Regions from separate parts of the Homo sapiens genome. Here region 1 is linked to region 2. A link is an interaction called in ENCODE POLR2A ChIA-PET data of the cell type or tissue named here. Cell type or tissue: OCI-LY7. All regions are shown on one strand. Links, peaks and the distances in the headings refer to the core of each region. The heading gives the core; the rest is flanking DNA.

Region 1 (4,025 bases), core at 1-2,500, 230 kb after region 2:
TTTCATTCCTCAGATGCACCAGTCACATTTCAAATGCTCAGTAGCCACATGTAGGGGCTACCTTATTGGACAGTGCAGACATGAACATTTTTATCATTGTAGAAAGGTCTGTTGTATGGTGCTTCTTTAGACGTTTGAGTTTGCCACCTCTGTTATACAGAAGTTTTTAGGTAGCATTTATTATTATTTTTAAATTTGTATATCCCTTTGCCAGAGATTGCTATCTTTTAAATCTTTTAAAGATTTACAGATCATCATGTCATTTTTTAAATGATTACCTGGTATTTACCAGGGTAGGACTGTATGTTAATTGTCGGGGTAGGATTCTGTTGCCAGGGTTTGCATTTTAGAAATAATGCTTTAGCTCTAGTTTGGGGTCAAACTGTAGTGGGAGGGGTTAGTGGTGAAATAAGGCAGGGAGATTAGGTGGGTAGTGATCAACACCATAAGACCACAGAGCCCAGGAAAGGCTAGAATGAGATAAGAAGGAGGTAGAATTGACATGACTGATTTAATGTGGGCTGAGATATTTTGGATGCTAAAGTTGCTGTAGAGATAATCCAGTATTTCTGGAACTGATTAAATGTTGAAAATTGGTAAATTTGGCTTTGCAAAGTGTAGGAGGAACCCTCAGCTAGTTCCAGTAAACAACATGTATAATATTAAAATGCTGTCAATTTACAAAAACAAATGTATAACTGTTTTATACCATGTAAACGTCTTAGAGATCATTTATTTGCAGAATACAGAAACTCATTGAAGAAAGCGCATTATTTTGGGGATAAAGTAAAAGCTCATGAAGCTCAATTAAGTGTAGGAAGTACAATGGTTTCATGGGAATCAGGGAGGTCTTATTCTCTCATATTCACTCTGGCTTTGTGGTCTCTCACTTATCTTCTGTCTACACTTAATAGTCCATTGTCTTTTCTGTGGATCCACTTTTTTTTTTTTAAAAAAGCTTTTTGTTTGTAGTTCTTGCTTTCATATTGCTTTGTTTAGCCATAGCACCCGCTGTAGACCCAACTTACACATGCCCTTATATTCCTGTGCGGAATACTGTTTTATGTAAAATCTTTTCAGTATCAAATACCTACTCCTAGCTCTGTAGCTAATGGTAGGGGTTGCTAGGGATGAATGTGGCCGTCTAAGCCTGTCCCCTAAAATGAGGCTGTAAGATGCACATTTGGAAAAGGACTTGTGCTTGGGCAAGTGTCTGAAGCTTATCTACTACAGTAAATCATCAGATTTGAGGTCAAGGAAAGAAAGTGGGCTTGGGTTGTTTTTGCAGTTTGACTTCTAGAAGAAGACTTTACATTTAAACCTTAAAACACTTTCCCATTTAAAACAGTTCTTTCCATTTTTTTTTGTCTTTCTGCATCTGCCTAAATGGCATGAAAAATAATTGCTGCCTTCCTGAACTCTTCAGCTACTCATGGATGTCTTTTTAAGAATGCATACAGTATGTAGTATTTAATAACTGAATTTTATTATCCCCTAATAGTCTTACTTAGGTTCAGTTTTGTCTCCCCAACTAGATTATAACCTCCATGAGAGCAGGACTATATTCTGTGCTGCATAACTCTCATGGCCCCTAGCCAATGAAAACCTTACTAGCTACTCCAGTATGAATTGTGAAATGACTTCTAGGCTTAAATTATTTAACAATTTTTCAGCTTGGTTCAAAAAAGTAAAAACAAAGTATCTTGTTAATAATGTCAAACTATTATATATCAGCCTGGACTTTACTAATTTAAAATTGGTTGTATTTCAAAAAGGGTTAACTCAAAGTTAATGTTTTACTTAGCATGCCCTTTATTAACATTATACATTAACAGTGCAAGGGCAGGATGTATGAATTACATAAAAAATAAATTTGAGTAATTTTCAAATGGTTTGATATATAGATAATACTATTAAAACTGGTAGTCCTGGAGCATCTTTCTAGATAATATCGTATTAGCTTAGGTTGAAGTTTACATATTTTTTTCCCCAACTTTTATATGAAGATTTTGAAACATGCAGAAAAATTTAAGGAACACATATGTAACTATCACTGAGATACAATGATTGCTGATATTTTGTTTATTGACTTTATGTCCTTTGTGTGTGTACCTTTGCTGTACAATTTGAAAGTGAGTTTTATTTATCATGAACAGATCCTTCAGCAAGTATCTCAGGAATAAAATAGTCAGATAACCACAATATTATCACCTAAGAAAATAATAATTACCTAAAACAACTTGAAATTCAATTCATATTTAGATTCCCTCAATCTGGGTTTTTTTGTTTTTTGTTTTTGGTTTTTTTTTTTTTTTTTTTTTTTTTTTGACAGGTTCTCATTCTGTTGCCCACGCCGGAGTGTAGTGGCACAATTTTGGCTCACTGCAGTCTCTTGCCTCCCAGGTTCAAGTGATTCTCCTGCCTCAGCCTCCCAAGTAGCTGGGTTTACAGGCAAGCACCACTCTTTGTAATCCCTTCCCCTGCTGCTTTTTTCCTACAACTCCTCAAGCAGTCACTCATCTCTCTGTCACTATGGATTAGTTTGCATTTTTTGCAGTTTATATTATAGAGATGTAATCAGAGTATGTACTTTCTTGTGTTTTTCCTGTTTTTTTTTTTTTTTTTTTTTTTTTTTTTTTTTTTTTTTTGAGACAGAGTCTCACTCTGTTGCCCAGGCTGGAATGCAGTGGCGTCATCTCGGCTCACTGCAACCTCCGCCTCCCGGGTTCAAGCGATTCTCCTGCCTCAGCCTCCTGAGTAGCTGGGATTACAGGCAAGTGCCACCACACCTGCCTAATTTTTGTATTTTTAGTAGAGACGGGGTTTCACGCCTCGAATGCCTGACCTCAAATGATCCACCTGCCTCGGCCTCCCAAAGTGCTGGGATTACAGGCGTGAGCCACCATGCCCAGCTTTTTTTGTGTTTTTCAATGAATTTATACAGTTCACCTAAGATGTCAAGTTTAAGATTTTATCTTTCATTGATTTTAAGAAGTTATGTGCCTTGTAGTTTTTTTCCTTTGTGTTTCTTTTGTGTAGGATTTGTTAAACTTTTTGAATTTGTGGTTTTATAATTTTCATCAAGTTTGGAAAACTTTTGGCCATTATTTCAAGTGTTTTTTTTTTCTGTCTACACCTCCTCCCCGCTTTTTGGGGACTTCAGTTAGATGAATATTAGGCCACTTGAAGTTATTGCATACCTCATTGATGCCCTGTGCCTTTTTTTATTATTGTATTTTTTCTCTGTATTTCATTTTAGATGGTTTCTATTGATACGTCTTCAAAGTCACAAATCTTTATTTCTACAATGTTAATCTGCTGTTAGTCTCATCTAGTATGTTTTTCATCTTAGTTCTTACAGTTTTCTTGTCTAAAAGTTTAGGTCTTTTAAAGAAATATATTACATATCTCTACATAACATGCTCATATTTTCCTTTAGCTTCTTAAACATGTGCAGTATAGTTACAATAACTAATATCCTTATCTACTAATGCTGTTATTTGTTTATTTAGGAGTTAGTTTCCACTGATTGATATTTCTTCTAATTGTGGATCACATATCTTGCTGCTTGCATGCTTGGTGATTTTTAATTATAAATTGCACCTTGTTAAGTGTTAAATAGTTTTGTGTCCTAATACCTGTTTAGATTTTTTTTTTTTCCTGGGATGCAGTTGTTGCTTGGAAGCATTTAATCTTTTTGGGGGTTGCTTTTAATATTTGTTAGGTGGGGCCAGAGCAGCTTTCGGTCTCAGACTAATCTTTCTCTAATGTTGAGGCAAAACCCTTCTGAGTACTCTACCCACGAATGATAAGGTTTTCCACTTTGAATGGTGGGGAGGGGATAGGCAGTATACCATGCCCTGTGTGAGCCCTGTATATTATTCCCTGCAATCTTTTCAGGTGGCCCTTTCCCAGCTCCAGGGAATTTTCTTACACATATGCCCAGACAGGACTCAGCTGAATATGGGAGGGGGATTCTCTGCAGAACTCTAGAGTTATTTCTCTGTGCAGCTCTTGTCTTCTCT
Region 2 (5,745 bases), core at 3,246-5,745:
ATATGCTATAAGAAAAAGGTGCCAGATGGGAGCAGAAGGAGACATTATTAGAAAATGCTTTATGGGAGAGGTGACATTTGAGCTGATCCAGTGGGCCTTACCAGGCAGAAAAGATTGGAAAGAAACGTGCATGCAAAGGCAGAGAAGTATGAGAAAACGTCTTGTGTTTAGGGACCTGAAGGCTGCTTAGAGAAGCTCGGAAGAAAGATACGAGAAGAAAACTGAAGGGAGAAGAGGCAGGGAAGTTGAAGGCTTGGGTTGAGATTTAATATCCATTCCATGTTATCCTATAGGTGACGGAGAAAGCAGGTGAATTTGAAACAGAGTGGGGACATAATACCCTCAGCTTAAGAATGATTCATGCTGGCAACAGTTTGGAGGATGGATTGGTGAAGAAGAAGCTAGGTAAGGGGTGAAATACCAAAGATAGGTTTTCAGTTTTATTTAGAATGCCTGTGGTATTTAAAGTAGTCTTACAGTTGGGGGACAAATGGGAAGAAGATGGCTTGGTCCAGGCTACATCATGCCACCTTTCTTCTTATGTAACTTTCTGATGAGTTAGGCCTAAAGAGGGATACCAGGAGGTTTGCTTTCCTCTTATGCTACCTGCTCCATGCTTACATTTTCCTCTCCATTGGGTCCATTTGATACCTGAAAGAAAATCTTCTCACAAAATGGTCTAGAGCCCACCTGTTCAGAGTCAGGAAGCTCAAATAAACAGATGTGAATGAAACAGACCTGCACCCGTGTAGGCCAGGCCTTCCAGGGTTATAGCACAGAACTGGTCTTCACTGCTGCAAGACCAAACCTGACTTTATCTGGTCACCTAGAATTGATTAAGCTCAATGAGGCTAGTTGACCCAAACTTTATAAACTCTTTGATGTATAAACAAATTATGTTGAGGGAACTGATAATAACATTTTACATTCCCATAGCACTCATTTTCTACCACAAGTAATATTGAAATCCTATTTTGTGCCAGAAACCAGGAACACAGAAGAGTGAAAGCAACAGGATGCCTTCCCTCATGGAGTTTCTCATCTAGCTAAAAGGAACAGTAAATAAACACACAAGGCCAGGCATGGTGGCTCACACCTGTAATCCCAGCACTTTGGGAGGCTAAGGCAGGCATATTACTTCAGGTCAGTAGTTCGAGACCAGCCTGGCCAACATGGTGAAACCCTGTCTCTCTGCTGAAAATACAAAAATTCGCTGGGCATGGTGGTGGGTGCCTGTAATCCCAGCTACCCAGGAGGCTGAGGCAGGAGAATCACTTGAACCCAGGAGGCGGAAGTTGCAGTGAGCTGAGATGGCGCCACTGCACTCCAGCCTGGGCGACAGAGAGAGATTCCGTGAAGAAAGAAAGAAAGAGAGAGAGAAAGAGAGGGAGGGAGGGAGGGAGGAAGGAAAAGAAACACACAAATAAATATATGATTAAAGTGCAATGAAGAAAAAGAACTGGGCACTAATAAAGAGAAGATCTAAATTGGGTTGGCAACAAAGTATTTCTGGAGAACTACTTGAGCTGAGAAATCTTAGACTAAGAGTTCCCCATGTGAAGAGCAGATGAATAGGAGTGAGACATCCCAGGTGAAGAATCAGCATGAAGGAGAGCCTGGGAAAGACTCTGGTGCACCCTAGTAGTTATGAGAAGGCCTGAATCCCTGGAGCATACTAAGCAAAAGAAAGAGTGATGAGCAATGACATTTGTACTCACCCATCCATACTCTTGTAGTTTCCAAAGCTCTTTTGCCTCTTCTGTCTCATGTTATTTTCACCACTGTTCTCGGGATGCCCATTGATAGTAGTCATGTTTCATGGGAGCAGAAGCTGAGGCTCCCAGTGAGTTTTAAGTGCTTTTGTTGAGGCCATGGCTCCAGTAACTGGTGGGGCACAATTTGGTCCCCAGGCATCAAGAACCATATTTTTCACCTATATTGTTCCAAGAAACAGAAATCCTGGTGACCTTGGGTCTCTTACTCAGTGCACACCCCTACGTCTACATCAAGGACCCTGAGGACTGAATTAGTTATCAGAAGGTTCTTTGATGTGCACAGCATCTGAGCAAAGGTAATCAGATAGTCTCCTGGGATATTTTGTCCATGCCGCAGCAATGTCTAATGAACTCTCCTTGCCTCTCTGCAAACTCCCCCTCTCTGGAGAGAACGAACACTTCTGTGCTGAGAAGCCCTGAGAGTTTCTTGCTATACAAACTTCTTTCATGTACATCACTAAAAAACATTGTTTGATGATTGCCTCATTATTGCTTCAAACAATTGTGTTACCAGATGACCAATACAGTTATTGCCTTCTTAGGTTGTAGGTACTCACTGGTCCCCTGGACAGAATTTGAATATTTCCCAAATATCCTGAGGATTGTACATTCATCACCTTGGGCTGATGACTAATCTCTTCCAGGGTGTATTGATTGATCTTAGGTTCATGCTTGAAGGGGGAAACTTTTCCTGATATTATGTTATCCTGGAGAAAAATGGGCAGGCATCTGAATTGTTCTATTATTGACCATTCTACCAGTTAAGATGTGTGCAGGGGCCAGCAACAGAACATGCAACGTAAACCAGAAGACCAGCTATGAAACAAGTCCACGAGTGGCTAATGTAGTGGCTTAATGACATAATCACGGGTTCAGGTGCCTCCTATCTTTTCATTTCACCATTCTCAGTGTGTCAAGGAAGTTTCTTGTGAGCACTCAAGATACCTGCAGCATTTCCGGCATCATAAGTCAACACAATAGTCACCAGCAATGCAGGAATGTTTACTATCATCTTTCTGTTTTTATTAACAAGAGAAACTTTCCTAGCGGCTCCCCACCTCCACCCCAGTAGACTTGCCCTTTTGTCCCATTGGACAGGAGCAGGTCATATTCCTAGACTCAAAATCATTCATGACTAGGAAATGAACCCACCATGATTGCTTGTACTTTGCCATCTCCTACCTCCTTGAACTTAAGCGAGAGGACTTCTGACTTGCATCAGCCAATGAAATGCAAACAATGGTGACATATCACACCAAGATAGGACGCCTTGAGAGCAACTACAAGATTCAACATCTTCCCTTTTCTTTGCCTTGGCAACTGTGGACACACAGGAATGCAATGTCCATCAGCCTGTGTCCTTAAACGATAGTGATGTGGACAGAGTCCACTCTCCTCTCCCACAACTCCTGACCACCAGCATACCCACAGTGACCATTTAGCATGAGCAAAATCCCCCAAGAATTTGTTGCTTTAAGGCACTGAATTTGAGGGTTGCTTGTTCTTATAGCATTACCTAGTATATTCTAACTCTAGTAGGAACCAACAGTAGGAACGATATCCTCTGGTAGGAACCAATAATGCTTGCTACAAGCATAATAAAAACCGACACGTATATAATATTTATAATAGATACCATTTGCTACATGTCTCCTATGTAGCAGGCATTGTGTTAGGACTTCCAGGGTTGGTGTTAAGGGGAAATGGAGCATCAGGTCTTGTTCAACTTTAGGAAATAAGTGACTTGTAGAAGCTCAAGCTGAATCCAACTCTTCCTGACTCCAAAGAACTGGCTTTGTCCACACAGGACCTTGCTCTTGAATAGTACTGCCATGTAAATTTCTATCTCATTGAACTCTGCAACTTCTCTGCCACACAGGCACTGTTATTTCATTTTGTATATGAGGAACTGAGATTTAGAGAAAAAAACTATCTTGCCAAACTTCAGAGCTAGAAAGACACTAGAGCCTCTGCCCTTCCCACTGTTCCTCACTGCACTTCTGAACAAACACATCAGGAATTGAGGTATTATGAGTTAGGGGAGAGAATTGAGGTATTATGACTCAGAGGCATGCAGATTTTGGAGTGAAGTGCCCCTGCGTTAAATCTAGCCTCTGCCACTTGTAGCTGGGGAGCATGGAGCCAGTCCCTTACCATTGATTGCTAATCCTCAATTTCTTTCTTTGCAAAAATGAGGCCAATCATGGCTGCCACAGAAGGTTGTTGGGAGGAACATACATCTAAAGCACTTATATACAGCAGGCACAGAATAATTAGCTAGTTTTTACTGTCGACTTGTTAATTTAAGAAAAAAAAATCAGGAATACAATCAGGAATACATACACACACATACACACACACACACACACAGCTGAAATAAAAACATTTCCCATTAAGATTCAACGAGGTCTCACAGGGCCTACTTCTTGGTCATATAAGGGCTGGCAGGTCCTCTCTGTGGGCTGGAGAAAAGTTTTGTTTCCCCAGCTGCACTCACGGGGGAATACTCTGCAGGCACTGCATTGTGAACCTGTTTGGCTTGGCTCAGAGGCCTGTCAGCACATTCAGGAAGTGAAGTCAGAAAGAGGCAGGATTTCAAACAGAGCCAGCTGCACACAAATGCCCAGGCAGTGAAATGCCTTATTCGAGCAGGGTGCCTATCAGCCTGGCTTGCCCTAGGTGCTGTCAAAGAAGCCTCTGAGAGTGGCTCTGTGCCAGAAAAGGAAGAAGCAATCACCAGCACCCAGGCTAAGGCCATAGCTTCCACAACAAGGTGGCCTGGGGGCTGTGCAGGGGTCATCTCAGCCAGTCTCCTGCCTTAGGCTCTCTGAGCTTGCTCTAAACCTGAGCTCTCTGAACTTGCTAGGTGGAGGGCCTAATGTTTATCTCCTGGGAGTATTGAAGTCAAGGTGTGAGATTGGGAGAAGAGATGAGGGAAAGGACAGCAAAATGAAGGAATGGGTTACCAGTGTTGGGGAGGGGAGGGAGAGAACTGGATGAAGTGCCTGAGAGGATATGGAATCCTGAGAAAGAACCATGCTGCCACTCTCCAGCCATATTCGCATGCCGAGGAAACAGCATAGTGGCTAAGATCTGAATTCTAATATCAACCTCGAGCTGTCAGTGGGAAAATATTTCACTTGTCTAAGCCTCAGTTGCATTCACTGTGAAATGGAGATAATATAATATCTACTCCCATTGTGTTGCTGTAACGATTAAATAGGTCAATATATGTAAAAGAGCTTACTTAACCTAGTGCCAGCAAATCATAAATGTATCAGTTAGAATTCCATGGTTGCAAGAGGCAGGAAACTTAGTTTAAATGGAAAGGATTTTTATTGAAATATATCAGTCAAAAACCATCATAGATGTAGCTCCAGACATGGCTATATACAGGGTTCAAATGGTATCATCAGGCTTTGATTTCTGTCTGTCACTCAGCTTGCTCTGGAAAGTGTTAGCTTCATCTTCAGTCTCCATGTGGTAGTGTCCAGAAAGTCCCAACTCTCCATCCATAGGGGTCAGAGGGCTACAGCAATTTCTCACAGCCTCCCAGAATTATGCTTCATTGATCTAATTGGGTCACATACACATCCCTGAACCAATCAGTATGGCCAAGGGGTGAAGTGGGATATATTGACCAGCTTAAGTGTAGGTCAAGTGCCCACCTCTGAAACCAAGGTTGTGGAGTCATTCAAAGCACATGGCCAGACAGGGAGGAAAGAGGGTATCTTCAAAGGAAAATCAGGATCTAGGAGGGAGTAGATACTGGGGGGATCAAAAGAAAATGTCAACTACCAGAGCTCATCCATTTAGTGATTATTGTTGCTGTTATTATTATCAAACCTTGCAGACCAGGCTAGAGGTATCTACTGCCTTTCTAAAATTGGGTCACAATGCATTACTCATTATTTACTTTTTGGTCTCTCAATGGGCAATTCTGGTCAATGTCTTCTTAAAGTCTTATCTT

The links. Peaks named below come from ENCODE experiments on the same cell type or tissue, not always from the same donor. Only the 100,000 strongest peaks of a DNase experiment are listed, where the experiment ranks them.
Region 1: POLR2A ChIA-PET joins it to region 2 with 6 read pairs; 5 of 35 experiments call an interaction of 5 or more read pairs at or near these places.

Annotation. Positions count from the first base shown.
Region 1 is chr1:58,539,917-58,543,941 of GRCh38, reverse strand. All of the region lies in intron 1 of OMA1 (OMA1 zinc metallopeptidase), which reads left to right. It also overlaps a transcript of DAB1 not described here. Among named protein-coding and RNA genes, the nearest start is that of OMA1, 4.8 kb to the left of the region's middle. In OCI-LY7, for the core only: no CTCF peak of the experiment used is centred there; no DNase peak of the experiment used is centred there.
Region 2 is chr1:58,772,180-58,777,924 of GRCh38, reverse strand. No RefSeq gene overlaps it. Among named protein-coding and RNA genes, the nearest start is that of JUN, 9.0 kb to the left of the region's middle. RefSeq lists enhancers at 3,721-3,780, 4,412-4,611. In OCI-LY7, for the core only: no CTCF peak of the experiment used is centred there; a DNase peak (open chromatin) is centred at 4,344.